2 separate regions of the Homo sapiens genome follow, and region 2 is linked to region 1. Evidence: chromatin loops called from intact Hi-C (ENCODE). Cell type or tissue: A673. All regions are shown on one strand.

Region 1 (8,000 bases):
CTCTAGTTCTTGTCTTATATGCCAGGCAAGGGGCACAACATTGAGCAAAGCAGCCAAGTCCCTGCTCTCGGAGCTTGCAGTATCCCCAGATGCTTCCAATCTGCAGTGCCCTCTCCTCCACTTAGTAGGCCAAGAAATAAACCTAGTGGCTCGAGACTTAGCAACCTGTAGTGGGTTCCTTTGTGTCCACCTAAAAAAGATGTCTTCAAGGCCTAAGCTCCAGTACCTATGAATGTGACCTGATTTGGAAGTACGGGCATTGCAGATATAATTAGTAAAGGATCTAGAGATGCAAACATGCTGCATTTAGGGTGGACTCTAAATCCAGTGACAGATGTTCCTGTAAGAGGAGAGGACAGAAGACACATACACAAAGGAAAAGTCCCTGTGACCACAGAGGCGGAGATTGAAGTGATGTTTCTACCACAAGGGACACAGAGGGTTTCCCACAGCCACTGAAGCTGGGAAAGAGGTGTGGAACGGACTCTCCCTCGGAGCCCCCAGAAGGACCCAATCCTGGCCACGCCTTGATTTTGGACTTCTGGCCTCCTGAAAAATCAGTTTGTGGTAATTTGTTAGGCAGCTAGTGGAAACAGGCAATCTGAAAATGAATGGGCATGGCTGTGTTCCAGTAAAACTGACTTTGCAAAAATAGAAGGTGGGCCAGATTTGGCCATAGGGCTGTCGTTTCCTTCACTAAAACACTAAGAAAAATAAAATGAATAAAAAATATACATAAAATTGACTCAACTCATGAGGAAGAGTAGACAAAACAATTTTCAATTCTGGAAGAAATCTCCATTATCTAGAAGGCAATTGTAGTTTAATTCAGAAAAATGTATCCAGTCTCCTTTTTACCTCATCATATAAAACAGGGGCTCCTTGTGGGGGAAAATAAAAGATGCAATAAATAAACACCTACGCAATCTACTTTCTAACTCAGGGACAAGAGGCCTGGAAAACAGGAAACCTATCAGGCAGGGTGCATATATTTTCGTTAGAAAAAAGGAAAAACTAAGGATAAATTTCTTGTCCTTAATTATCCACTGCACTAAAAAAATCACTCTTAAAGCAGGTAAGGAAAGAAAGCCCCATGCAGGAGAGGGCAAAAGGAGCAGACTTTAGCATATTTGTCATCACTAAGGCAGCTTCCCGACTTATCAGTACAATTTCCTAAAGCATGTTAACTTCCCTTCTGTCCAATTTGAGAACTTGGACTATTCCATTATTAGGGGTAATTTGGGGAAAATGTCTCATATTAAATTTGGTCATATAGGATGCATTATATGATATATATGGTATATGATATAACTGCTCTGTGAGTTGGTGCTATAATTAGGCCCATTTCACAGATGAGGTAACTGAGGCAATAAGAAATAAAATCATTTCCCATGAGTAGCATGCGTTTAAGGTGGCAGAGCTGAGATTTGAACAAGGCAGGCTGGCTGCAGGCTTTCATAATACATGTGAACTCAGTAAGTCACAGTAACCTAACCTAGCTAAAAGCAAGGTGAGTCAGAAAAGATTTCACAAGTAGCCAGGCGCGGTGGCTCATGCCTGTAATCCCAGCACTTTGGGAGGCTGAGGCGGGTGGATCACGAGGTCAGGAGTTCAAGACCAGCCTCGCCAAAATGGTGAAACCCCCATCTCTACTAAAAATACAAAAATTAGCTGAGCATGGTGGCACATGCCTGTAATCCCAGCTACTTGGGAGGCTGAGGCAGAGAATTGCTTAAATCCGGGAGGCAGAGGTTGCAGTAAGCTGAGATCACACCACTGCACTCCAGCCTAGGTGACAGAACAAGATTCCATCAAAAAAAAAGAAAAGAAAAAAGAAAAGACTTCAGAAGCAATGACTAACAAGGAATTTGAAGGATGACTGCATAAAACAGGCACATGTTAAGGGAAGCTTAGGAACTGTTTCAGTCACAGCAAATTGCAGATGTGAGGACCCTGAGGTGGATCTGAAATCTATGGGGCTGGGTCCCAGAGTGTGGGAAGAGGCATGTGAAATCTTCTCTTCTAAACCCACCCCCCAGCTGTCTGACCTATGTCAGTTAGTGACATCTCCATCCTTCTACCTGCTCAAGAAAAATATTTTGGTGTCTTCCTTGACATCTTTTTTTTGCCACCCATAATCAGTCCTTTATCTTCAATATTACAAGCAACTGAGACTTCTCACTCCAGTGCCTCTACCTGTCCAGCATACCTTCTCTTCTTGCTTGCAATTACCTAAATTACCTCCCTTTTCCCTTGCCCCCTCTCAGCCAGTGTGCTCCCCTGAAATAGCAAGTAAGAACAGGCCCTCCTGTGTGCAAACCCTCATAAGCTTCCAAGTCTGCTCAGCCAGTGTGCTCTCCTGAAATAGCAAGTGAGAACAGACCACCCTCTGTGCAACCCCTCATAAGCTCCCAAGTCTGCACAGTGACCCACAAGGCCCCACTTGGCCTGGCCCTCCATTATCCCACACTCAGACCCCATCTCTTATTAGAGTGACCTCACTGTGTTGGCCTCCACATGGTCCTGAAGCAGCCAGGCTGGCCCTCACCCTAAGCCCTTCCCTCTGCCTGGATGCTCTTCCTATATCACCCCAGCAATTGCAAATCACCCCTCAGTTCAGCATGTGGTGAGTGTGTGCAGAGCTGTTCTGGATAACCAGGTCAGGAGGGATGCACATGGTTGGGGACTAAAGTCCCTTGACTTGTGCTTCCTTAGCAGGACTCTAATCCCACCTCCTCACCAGCTCCCAGGCTGGCTCTTCTGTCCATGCCTCTTTACCTCTGGCCCTCAGCATCAGGCACCTGGATGCCAGTACTTCCTTCCCATCTGGTGTCCTAGCAGCCACCCTCCTTTCCTCCACAGTCAGGGAGAATTGTGTACACTGCCATGCTTTAACACTTTCACTGGCTCCACTTCTTACTGCGTCCCACAGGTTCTGCCTTATCTAGCCCCTGCCTGCATGCACTGCCTAATGTCTTGCTCTTTCTGTTCTTCAATCCAAAGCTCCACCAAACTCAGCTTGTGTCCCCAAGGCATAGGAGCCTTGTTACATGCTGGCCCCTCAGTTCGCAAAACATTTTCCAGCATATCCGCTGGGCTGTCTCTGGCTTCTCCTTCGAAAGTCAGCTTGATTGCCACTCCCTCTAGGAAAGCTCATGATATTTTCCCACTCCCCCAGCTCCTCTGCTGATGAGACTTGCATCATTCAGAGTCCCCACTTCTATATTAACTCTTGCTGTCTGTACTCAGACCAAAATCTGGACATGTTCAATGGAGCATGAGTTCCTTCAAGATGCCATCTTTATTTCTGAATCCCCCATGCCCTGTGTGATGACATTCAGAGATGAAGGAGGAACCCAGTCATTGCTTGTTGTGTGAATGGATGGATGAGTAGGTGTGTCTGTCTCACTCACTAGTCTATGATGCCCATGGGGTTAGGATCAGTTGACCACGTGTTACATAAATGAACTAAAGATGGCCCTTTTATTTTTGGCCTCTGGATTGTATACTTCTTCACAGTAGGCTGGGACCATTAGCTCAAAAGCCCACTGGCACTCAACTCAAATTTTTACACATCTAATTGTTCTAATCATAGCCCAAATAAGCAGACTTTTATCCACTTAGAGCCTGCCTGCTTTGGATATCTACCAAAAGTGTGCCCCCTATCTGCTAGCCATTGATAAAATAAACTCTTTTGCTGTAAAAGACCCCAAGCATCTTCTGCTCTTCAAAGCTCTCTAACCCAAACTTCCCACTGTGCTGCTGAGAAACATCACCTGGAAACATAAGCCCCATCTTCCCTAGAATTTCCCTTGACCTCTTCATCTTCTAGGTAGGGCTCCTGAACCATGGCCTCTGGATGGTCTCGTGCCATGAGGGACTTGCCCTGCTGGCAAATCTGTCAAAGCGAAGCCTGAACAAATTCATTGTGCGCTACTGCCACCTTGTGGCCATATGGTTTTCCTTGATCAACTCTGAAATCCCTGGAACTCACTACACCTTATTAGAGTGAATCTCATGTACCCCATAAATAAATATGCCCACTATGTACCCACGAAAATTAAACATTAAAATTAAAAAGGAAATATGTAATGTTCAGCAATGAAAACCTGTTACCATCATTGCGCATGAACCAACGGACATCTTTTCCTTATCCCATTGTATACAGCGGACACTCAATCAATGCTGTGGAATGAATGGATAGATGGATTTGTCTCTCTTTATTACTTTATGTTCTCTATTAAGCCAGGATCTGTTGTCCTCATTAAGGTGCTCCCAATGAAAATCTTCTGTCCTCTTCACCCTGGAACCCCAGGCCAATTTCTCACTGGGCAATGGTTTATTATGAATCCTTAATTGGTGCTTTCTTCATTGAACAATATGAAGAGAAAACCACCTGCATTCAAGTGATCTCTGGATTTTTATCAGGGGTAAAGATCCTGATAAACAGAGATAGAACACCATTACCTGAATCAGACCAATTCAAAACCTTAAACACAGATTAGGACACAGAGATAGAACATGATTACCTGAATCAAACCAGCTCAAAATCCTAAACACAGGTTCTTAGACCCCTGTATCTCTGGCTGTACTAGAGCCTCATGGCAGTGACAGGAAGCCAGAGCCTCCCAGGTCACAGAGTTAAGTCCCTTGCTTGATAAAGGATTTAACTGAAGCTCAGAGGGCTTATGTGATGCAATCTGAGGTCAAGAGTGGGCTAATCAGAAAGCTGGGGTTAGAACCCCACTCTGAGCTGCTTTCTCAGACATAATCTCATATTTCTACCATTTTTTATGTTTTTCAAACATATTTTGATGCTTGTGTATCATTTATTCAGACAACATTTAGGAAGTATAAAGTTTGTACTGTGCACAAGCATGCACCGTTAATAAAGCTAAATTTCCTACTGTCGTCTTCAAGTATCCAGCTGCCATTTGAGCATTACTTCAAGCATTTGTTTACATCAACTTGTTTATTATTTTCGGATTTGATACATACAAAATAAAGCATACCAGATGTCACAAGAAAGCTTCTTCAAAATCAATATGAGATTTATTTAGATTTCTTGTTTTTCCTGCTTTCCCTGTGAGCCAAATGACTGCCAATCATTCCCAAATTTCTATTATCAAAAATGGAAGCTTGCTTTCTAGAATTTGGAAAAATAAAGTAATATTTGCTTTATGCCCCTGACATGAATCACCCCTCTAATTAGAGGAGAGTTGGAATGACTGCACACAATAGCATATGCAGTGATGTGTAGGTACAGTGACCTATTAATGCTTGTGACAATGTTCCCAGGCTGGGCTGTTTCCTATTGTATAGGGAGGCACTTTGTAACTTTGCATTTGCTCAATGGGGCTTTGTAAGCTGAAATTGGGTTAGGTATTATCTACAGCCACAAATGAACAGAGGTATCAGTGAGTGTCTGAAGGCCCTGGACAGAGAGTAAAAATGAAGTTTTTCTGTGCTGTAGAGCCTGATGGTGTGACCAGCCTCCAAGATAAATACCAGTAGAACAGCTGCCAGCCACAGTCACAGGCTCGAATCAATGAAGACAGAAAAAATCATTTCAGATGCCACATCCCTGCTTTGCCCTGTTCCCAACTGTGGACCTGCATAAACTACAATACAAGAAAGATTCATTAAAAATAGAAAAGTCTCCATGTGATTCTAACTGGAGTCACTCACAAAACTTCATGCTCTATTCTCTCAAGAACATGCTTTGATCTAGGGGATCTGTGCCCTTGAAGAAGCCTTTTTGGCTAATGCTGCTTTTGGCTCTGATCCACGGAGTTAATGAGGGTGAAGTCCATTTTCCTCTCTATGGACATTTCAACATCATGGCCAGAGGAGGTAATTACTTCTCCCTTCAAATTGAATTAAGAATTTTAAGAAGATGTCACTTTTGTCTTTGCATGAGAAAAATCAGCTTCCTCATTATCTTCCAACCCTGGGACACTTTCCAGTGGTGTCCGTGTTGGATTTCTTTATTTAAAGCCCCCCTACTGGACTAACACAAGAGAACCATCTGGCTGGATAGATTCCGAGAGGGGCTTTGGCAGGAAACAAGGACTTAAGATCTCTACAACATAGAGATCTTACACAATCTCCCATGATAGAGAAATACACTCAGAGGTATACATAGTAACACAAGAGTCACACAATAGCCAGGTATCTTGTTTTGCAGCTTTCAGAATTCAATTTAATGGGATAAGTCATTTAGGGTATGGGAAGAGAGGAGAATGAACTCACAGCAGCTTTTCTTCCTTTCACCTTATAATTTAAGTGTAAAGCTTACCTCAAGGTCTATTAAAAGAAATTTCTGTATCAGCTATTTTATTTCTATCCACAGAACAGCCCTCACATCATTAAAGGTCTTAAGTGTAACAGGTTGCCAATCACTGGGTGCTGGGAGGAGGACAGAAATAAATTAACAAACAGAATTTTCGGGAAGACATGGTCTTCTGTGGACCCCAGATAGTTAGCTGCTTAGAGCACCCAGGCATTTCAGGGAGAAACTAAATGGGTAGCTGAGCTTCAGAGGTCCCCAGGAAACTCAGATGTCCCCCAGAACTGTGCACTGACTGGAAGCCTTAATGTGCCTTCTGGCGACATAGTGCTTGTCACTGTACACCAGGGATGTACCTGTGAAAATCCATTCAGGGCCATATGGCACCATGAGTAAGTGGCCTTTTACTGGCATGGGAGACAGATCTGCCAATGATCCAAATTTTCTAAGCTTCACTTCCTACTCCCAAGTCTCGTGTGAGTGACATTCAAAAATTCAGGGAATCATGGACCCCAATCCCAGCATGCTAGTATTGAAAGGGAAATGGGAGTTTGATTAGGCCAAGTGAGTCCACTGTGATGTATAGAGACACAAATGCGTTGGTATCCAGTGTGCACATGTGTGTTCCCCAGTAATTGTTCCTGAAAAAGGCCCATAATATTATGGGGTACCATCACCATGACACTATGTTGAACAACAAAGTACAATGTAGGGAACGATACTTCAACCTAAATCAAGCTCCACTGGGACTGGATTTGGAAATTTATGATGCCAACTGAACCACATGGTAAAAAGAGACAAAGTCATTAAATGGAAACTTTATTATTATCCCTGAAGGTTTCACCTCAAAATGTCAAGCCTTGAGGATTTGCTGTGAACATGTGATTGCAATGTTCCATGAAAGTGTTGTCCAGCAATTTGTTGCATTACGGATATGTATCTACAGGTCCAAATAAACAATGGCAACTACCCTCATTGCACATCAGTGGATACCATGGTCACCATCACCTTCTCAGTAACATGTATCATGGGCTGTTGTTTCTCAAATGACTTTGATGTGAAAGTGAAACTCTTAGAACAACTGAGTTACATGAGTTCAAGAATAATGAGGAAGACATTGATGTCAAAGGTGCATATGAAGAATGTTAATTGATTCATAAAACATGTGAAAATATAAATGAGTACATTATTTTACATAATAGGTGGCTTTAAATACATCTATAGAGATAAAAGTATATAAAAATGTTTATTTGAATGTTGCATTTTTATCTAAAATGTATATATACTTAAATTGGCAATAAAACCTGAAAAATAATTTTATTGGAACACTGTGGCTGGTCACATTAGATTTGAGGTTGTCGTAGAGTTGGGATTTTGTTATAACCCATGTGCACCTGTTGGAGATTAGTCAACTGTTTGAGTGTTTTGGATGTCAGATGAAGGGGATGGGGAAGCTGGGAAGCACGGTGTGGGTCAAAGGTTGCACTTGTGACCCAGAGGTTGGATTTGGTCCTCAGAAATGGTCCCTTTGTTCCGTCTATTGCTTTAAAATGTTTGAAGATTTCACCTTAAGTTCAGGATATCTGTCTTTTCAATAAAATAATTGAGGATGTGGTAACAGGGTCCATATTCCCACATAGCTATGATCCACAGGAGGTGAGGAAACAGACACTGCATGCTTTCGATGAGACATGTGCTCTTCAGCTTGCCA
Region 2 (8,000 bases), 1.2 Mb before region 1:
GATTTAAAAAGTCTAAAAAAACCTGAAGTCACCCCAGGTCTTCAAAACCTTAGAAACACTGAATTTGGCAGCAAACTATAAGAATTTGTTGGCTTATTTCTTTTCTTTCTCTTTCTCTTTCCTTCCTTCCTTCCTTCTTTCCTTCCTTCCTTCCTTCTTTCCTTCCTTCCTTCCTTCTTTTCTTCCTTTCTTCCTTCGTTTCTTCCCTCCTTGCTTTTTCTTTTCTTTTATTTTCTTCCTAAAGATAGAGCTACTCAAAAAATAACTAGAAAGAGAGAAACCCACTGATTGGATTCAAGGTGTGTTTATGGGTCAATGTGTGTTTAAGGCTGATATTCAAAAAGCAACATAGTCACTAGAAAATAGCAAAAGTTCTATCCTACAGGTTCATCAGGACAAAGACAAAAATTCCTTAAAATTATCTCAAAAGAGTGAAGAATATCAGAAAATGTTAACAGACTGGATAAAAATGTAGATATTCAGGAAAGTCTAAAACCATTCATAATAAGCTCAAAAATTAAAAGAAGAAATAAACAATCTCAATGAACCTAGTAAAGCCACATCCACAAGCATAGGCCAAGTCACACATGACAGAGAATGACAGATCTGATCCCTGTCTACAGCCAGGGAAGTCTGACACCCTCGCCTGGCCCCCTTCTTGATAGTAACACTGTGGGGGGCAGAGAGGGGTGACTTGGACTAGGATACGTAAAGTGAATCCGGAAAAGAGACAACCTGGATGATCAAGCAGGAACTGATTTAAAGGAATTGATGTCTGCTGCTAAGGTAGGTTATTTTTAAACCTCAGAAGAGGAAATTTAGGAAATGCATTACAGTTTTCTGAGCAAAATAAATGGACTACTTAGAGTTTGAACTAATAGTCTCTAAACCGAGAAAGCCCTTCACGGTTAGAAAATGCGCAGTCTGACAATGAGATCCAAGTGCTTCAACTGTCATGCATTTCAGCTGCCTGCACTTTTTCAAGGACATGCATTACAATTCCACAGAAAGTTCTCTGAGGAGCTAGAGATGGAGAAATAGCTTTCTATGGTATGTGAATATGTCACAAGAGAGGCAAGTGAATATTTGCCCTTTTCACATCCTCATCCTAGTCACTTCTTATCCACCACCGCCTCTGGCCCCACTGTCCTCTGCACCTGGTGTTATGAAGCACAGTGGGGAGCAGGTGAGGGATGGTACACTGTAGCCTCAGGTCCTATGGATGTGGGCTTGGATCCTGGCTGCTTACTATCCTCCCTGGCTGTGTGTCTCCAGATGAGTGATTTAACCTCTCGGCGCCCCAGTTTCTGCATCTGTAAAATAGAACAAATCAAAGCACCTCACTCATAAATACTATTGAGAAGCCTCAGTGAGATATTTCCCCTCAAGCACTGGCACAGCAAGGGAGTGTGGTGGACGTTTCATGAATGATGTTCCTCACTTTAATTTGAAGACTTAACATCCTCATTTCGCAGTTGAGGAAAGACAGGCTGAGAGGTTTGGCTGTTAGATCAACATCACACAGCTCAAGAGTGGTCGAGTTAGGATGTGGACTAAGTCACAGGTTACCAAGTGCCCTTCCAGGAGGTACTGTGGCCTTGCTCAGCCTAGAAGGGGTCCCAGGGAAGGAAGGAGGCATATTCCTGCTAACTATAGCCTGGAAACAAACAATACGGTGCAGTCTCCCCCACAAAACTTAAGTGTCAGAGCACAACCCCTGGTGACCAGAAAAGGCCTCGACTCAAGGTCCAGCTGACAGATGCCTCTGGTCACCTCTAACCCCACAGTGTTCAGTCTGAAATTCCAGCTGAAGGTACAAGTTTGAAGGTCATCATATCGCCCCACTACCTGTCAAGTTAAGCTGAACCCTGGGGCAGGAATGAGGACTGACTTTCCCAAGGTCATGCATGTGGTAATGGCTGAGCCTAGAGTCAAACCTGGACTTCGTGAATTCATATCCTCCTTTGGGGGTGATTTTGGGTTGGCAAGTCATGTGTGTGTGGGGGTCTCCTTCCTTCAGATCCATGCATCAGTGTGAATGACACTCTTCTAATAGATGACAAAGAACCAGACACCTGCCTTTTCACAGCTGGATGTGCCTCAGAACATGGCACACCCAAGACTCAGAGAGGCAAGCACCTTGCTTAAGGCCACACAGTGAGACAAGGACAGAGTCAGAATCTGAGCCTAGGCCTCCTGCCTTCCAGCCCAGGGCTCTTGGGGCCCCACAGCCTTCTGAGAATATCCTATGAGAAAGTTGGCTTTTCTTTTTCTTTCATGTAGGAAACAGAAAAACAGCCAGGAATCTTGAATGTTTATCTAAATATTCTGTTCACAAAAAAACATTTTAACCACATGGACTTGAATGGGCTTAAATTCAGTGGCACGGGGTGTAAATTCCACATAAATAAAAGCACTTTGGATTATTGAATAACTTTCAAGAATGTAAAGGGGCTGTGAGACCAAAAAGTTTGGGAACTGCTCTTCTAAGTAGAAAAAGCTTTTCTTTTCAGCTAAGCATCTAGAATGGCCAAACAGCCTGATGTATCAACACAATAATATAGTAAAAGTAGTAATAGTAATCATATAGTCATAGTCATAAAAATATAGTAATATTAATAATAATGAGTAGGCAGCTAAAAGTTGAGGATTTATCATGTAGCAGATACCTTGCTCTGTGTGCTACCTGCAGGTGCAGAATCTCATTTAATCCTCACTCCAACCCTGTGACTTAGGCGCGCTCATTATCCCCATTTTAGGGGTGGAGGGAACTGAGGTTCAGACCGTGAATTCCCTTGTCCACAATTGCACAGTGAAGGGCAGAGCTGAGATTCAAATTCAGGGATTCCTGACTCTAAGACATCCTGAGAAATGATTCTGCAACTATTACTGGACCCTTTGCAACACTGTCTCCCAAACTCCCTTAAACAAGCAAAAGCGCCCTCAGGATTTGTAAGAGGTGAAATGTCTTCCACCTGTGCACAGGGCAATCCTCCCTCCAGCCCTGCCCAGTGCCCAGGGGTTGGCAGAGTGGCTCCACCTACACCTGCACGGGTGGCCCCGCGCCTCTCACGCAAGTTCGGCTCCCGCTCCCTCCGGTCCCTGTGCAGAGCGCCCCCTGTCGGCCCCTCGTGGAGCCTGGGCCAGCGCAGCGAGTCTTTCCGCAGACACGCCCTCTAGCGCCGGCGGCTGGGAACGCACCGCGGTGCCGCCGGGTCCCGCAGGGGCGTGGCGCGCACCTGGGGATGCACCTGCACCAGGCCGCCTGCCCCCCTGCCGCGCGCGCCCCGTCCTTCCCTTTTTCACTTCTTTCCCTGTTTCTGTTTCCTCTCTCCATCCCCATATCCAATTAAATCAGTGGAAGCTCTCCCGAGGAAGAAGCGCGCAAGCACGTAGAACTCAGCAGGGCGTGGCAGGACCTCACTGGCCCCTCTGCTCTTCGTTCCTAGGCACCCCTCCCGGCAGTGGAGTGTCCTGGCAGAGCTTCCTGGTGGTAACGAGAGGACCAGCCATCAGAAATAGTGTTTTCGTTAGGTTATTGTTCTGTATTTCTATTCAGGGTCCCCTTCAAATAAGTAAAGAATTGCCAAAATCAGATGTCAAAATATGTGGTATGTATTAGCTGCTCACAATGAACAAATGAATGCTTTTAAACTGCAAACGTTCCGATGTTGAGATGAGTTGAGAATACTAATTTCAACGGGAGATTCGATCCTGTGATGGTCACATGTAGAGTGGCCGGGAAGGTGTTTTTGAGCAGCCTTTTCTGCATGACCCTTGTTTTGTTTTGAAACAGGGTCTCAGTTTGTCACCCAGGCTGGGGTGCAGTGATGGGATATCTGCCCAGTGTAGCCTCAACCTCCCGGGCTCAAGAGATCCTCCCACCTCACCCTCCCAAGTAGCTGGGACCACAGGCCTGAACCATCACACCCGGCTAGTTTTTGTAATTTTTTTTTTTTTTTGTAGAGATGGGATCTCGCTATGTTGCCCAGGCTGGTCTCGAACTCTTGGGCTTAGGTCATCCACTGCCTGCCTCAGCCTCCCAAAGTGCTGGGATTACAGATGTGAGCCACCATGCCGGGCCCCTGCATGACTGTTAGTGGACTTGTAGGCTCCCTCGGAGACAACATCAAAAGTGTAAATGTGGTGCAGGACCAGAAGCACCCCCTTCTGGGGTCTTTTGTGAATTTGAGGTCTGAGCTGGAACTCTACTTGCTGTCTCCAGCCAGTTTAATCACGGATGAAAATGTTGGGGTCTTGCCTCCCCTTGCTAGTGGGAACTCAGGGAGTGGTTATAAGAAGCTTCCCAAAAATGATGACAGTGACACAGCTGACTTTGCTTCAGGCTGGGTGCTCTGCCTAATGCCTCATCTGCGTGAATCCCTGTACCTTTCACAACGGTCTCTAGCAAGAGTTGCTCTTATTGATGAGGAAGCCAAAGGGCTGGGTGACGTAGACATATGCACAGAATCCTATTGCAGATGCTGTGGTGTGGGAGGACTCGGACCCACCTTTCTTACCCGGGAATAACCCTGCGACTCTGTAGGAGGATTGGAAGAACACAGCAGCTCACTGAGCTGCACTGTAATGTCTGAGCAGCTGGAATTCAGCCAGGGGGGGTGAATCCCCGTCCTAGAGCCGAGTGGAACCTGAAGCCTCTTACAATGGCCTGAAAAATGCCTCTCTTCTCCCAGAACAATTTCCTAAGATGTCAGCTTCTTGGGAGTAAAAAACAAAAACTGAGGCACAAAGCATGAGAAAGACTTATTCTACAGTAAGAAGATAATTGGCACCAACAGTAGCCACTAAGCTCATTTCTCCAAGTCTCCTGCTCTGGAAGTTTTATTGGTGAAGCCATCAGTCTTGTTACCACTCATAACACAGTACTGATGATCAGGCACTGTGTGTGTGTGTGTGTGTGTGCGCGCGCGCGCGTGTGTGTGTATTATTGTTCTAACATAATCACCTCTGGAAACATCTGTTGTTAAACACAGCACTGAATGCATACCTTGCTTGATTGGTTTCTGTTAATCGCATCCATAAATTATGCATTAAAGTGGATGCAGGAGCAGAGAGAATGAGGTGGGAGTTGGGGAATGGTGAGCCAGCCATCTCCCAAGTGAGTTGCTGAAACCTAGCCCATTCCCTTATGGGCTGATTCCTTTTTCCTTTCGTTTATGTTTTCCTCTTACTTCTCTGACTGATAAAAATCACAGAGAACAAACGAGCCACTAAGAATCCAGGGAAGACCAGATGCCAGGAAAATAGTTCCTTAATGTTCACTGTGATCTGTCCAGATCTGTCTAAACAGTGTGTCCTTAGCCCAGTGCTGAGGGTGCTGCTGGTCCTGAGACCTAAGCCATACTCCACTCTGAGCTCTGGGAGGCAAGCATCACAGAGGAACCTCAGTCTACTGGCATGACCCTGCTGGGTGGGAGCAGTCAGACCTGTGGAATCAGTCACATAGATTTCCATCTCAGCAGTCAGGGCCAAGGACCAAGGATGGGGCTCCCCGCATGGACGGCGCCAACCTCTCTGGGTCCTGCCTGCAGGAGATCCAGCCCCAATTTAGGACTTTCCCCCTGAAGCCAGTGCCCTACCTCCCCACTAATATCCCAGGCTCAAAAAAGAACCTCTGTACTTGCCCCTTCACATCCTCACCCCTCTCATTCCTCCTCTACCACATTCTCTGGCCCCATCAGTCTCTAAGGCCAGCTGGTGTTAACAGGCAGCCAAGGACTACCGGGTCCCCAAGTCCAATATGCATCTCACCTGGTTCCTCAGCAGCATCCCTGCCGGCCACCGCTCCTCCCCTGGAAGCCTGACTTCCTGTGGCTTTGGGACCCTACTGCCCTGGTTTCCTTTTGAGGTCCAGGTCACGTATCTGTGGTCTCAACTCTCATCCTCCCCACAGGACACAGATCACTGGGTTCCCTGGGGCTTCCCCAGGTCTCCCTTCTGCTCACAAACCCTCCTCCTGCCACGTCATCAAGGGCACTGGTGTTGGAGCTGGGCTGCTGAGTTCTGGCCCACCACCACCGCCCCACTCTCCACCAGGAGCCATGCAGGGCAACTTAGAGCTCAATCTAGTCATGTATCTCCCCGCATCCTCCCTGCAGCCACCTCACCCATCTCCAAGAGTTTAAGGTAAAATATTTTCATGATCTGTCTCTATTATCTCCTTCTTGCTCCCTGACTTTTCTTTCCAGCCAGACTGAAGTTTTCTCAGTCCCTCCCACAAGTGACTTTTTCCTATTTCTTCTGGGTCTTCTCACAGACGTCCCTTTAACAAGAAGGCATGCTCCCCACACCCCCACTCCTAAGGCCTTTTCATTAATCATGTCTCCTCTTAGACAAATCCATCTGTCTTGGAAACCCTTCCTGCTATCCATGCTTGAGTCATGTGATGTGTGTGTGTGTGTGTGTGTGTGTGTGTCAACACACACACATAGTTGACCCTTGACCAAAGTGAAGGTTAGGGGACTGACCCCTACCCAGTCCAAAATTCTTATAAAACTTTGGGCTCCCCCTAGACTTAACTACTGATAGCCTACTATTCACCAGAAGCCTTAAGGATAACATCAAAAGTCTGTTAACACATACTTTGTATGCTATATGTATGATATATGTATATATACATTTTTTGAGACAGGGTCTTGCTCTGTTGCCCAGGCTGGAGTGCAGTGGCACGATCTTAGCTCACTGCAACCTCCATCTCCTGGGTTCACACAATTCTTCCACCTCAGTCTCCTGAGTAGCTGAGATTACAAGCATGCACCATCCCCGCTGGCTAATATTTGTATGTTTAGTAGAGGGTTTCACCATGTTGGCTCAGCTGCTTTTGAACTCCTGGCCTCAAGTGATCTGCCTGCCTCAGCCTCCCAAACTGCTGGGATTACAGGCATGAGCTACTGTGCCTGGCTTTGATAAATTGTATTCTTAAAGTAATCTAGAGAAAAGAAAGAGTTATTAAGAAAATCGTAAGAAGGAGAAAATATGTTTCCTTTTCTTTTCTTTTCTTTTTTTTTATATGAAGTCTCACTCTTGTCACCCAGACTGGAGTGCAGTGGCGCGATCTCAGCTCACTACAGCCTCCTACTCCCTGGTTGAGTGATTCTCCTGCCTCAGCCTCCCGAGTAGCTGGGACTACAGGCATGCACCACCACGCCCAGCTAATTTTTGTATTTTTAGTAGAGACGGGGTTTCACCTTGTTGGCTAGGATGGTCTTGATCTCCTGACCTCGTGATCCGCCCACCTCCCAAAGTGCTGGGATTACAGGTGTGAGCCTTCGCACCCAGCTGAAAATATGTTTTCTATACAGTAAGTGGAAGTGGATCATCAGAAAGGTCTTCATCTTTATCGACTTCATATTGAGTAGACTGAGGGGGAGGAGGAAGAGGAGGAGTTGGTCTTACTGTTCAGGGGTTGCAGAGACAGAATAAAATCCACGGTCTGAGAGAACCCATGAGTTCAGACCCATGTAGTTCAATGGTCAGTTGTGTGTGTGTGTGTGTGTGTGTGTGTATATAATATGTAATATATACGTGTGTGTGTGTATTTCAGATATATATAGGCCTGTGAATATATATATGGTTATATATATGAGTATATACATATATGAGTATATATATATTCATGTGTACTTATGTGATACATATGTCCTATAACAATAACAATGGATGTGATATTCGATATAAAGCATCAATAGCTCTTATCTGTGGAGAGCCTTTGCAGGGATGCTGTATGTTCACAAACCCATTTCTTTCTTCTGTGCACACAGGTGGACTTCATTTCCCAGCCTCCTTTGTGGCTAGGTGTTGTCATGTGACTGCGTTCTAGCCAGTGGACAATGGTGTGAGTGATGCCTGCTATTTCTAGGCTTGGGTCCTAAAACTTTCCATGGGGCCACCCCCCACCCCATGCTTTACTGCCTCCTTGCCCTCTTCTCTTATCTATGGCTGGTGGGTGGAAGGAGCTTTCTTACCTCCCCAGAACCAGG

The links. Hi-C counts contacts between places; a loop is a spot of excess contacts. Peaks named below come from ENCODE experiments on the same cell type or tissue, not always from the same donor. Only the 100,000 strongest peaks of a DNase experiment are listed, where the experiment ranks them.
Region 2: a loop joins it to region 1, with 3 times the contacts of the local background. A loop is called at or near these places in 2 of 110 quality-filtered maps.

What each region holds. Positions count from the first base shown.
Region 1 is chr12:126,065,666-126,073,665 of GRCh38, reverse strand. No RefSeq gene overlaps it. Among named protein-coding and RNA genes, the nearest start is that of LINC02359, 26 kb to the left of the region's middle. In A673, CTCF peaks have their summits at 3,731 and 3,932 (motif pointing left); a DNase peak (open chromatin) is centred at 3,905.
Region 2 is chr12:127,276,022-127,284,021 of GRCh38, reverse strand. It overlaps LINC02376 (long intergenic non-protein coding RNA 2376), which reads left to right. Exons shown (of 4, transcript NR_146537.1): 2 at 386-786. Among named protein-coding and RNA genes, the nearest start is that of LINC02376, 4.3 kb to the left of the region's middle. RefSeq lists a silencer at 3,088-3,147. In A673, a CTCF peak has its summit at 3,121 (motif pointing left); a DNase peak (open chromatin) is centred at 661; H3K27ac peaks cover 4,319 bases.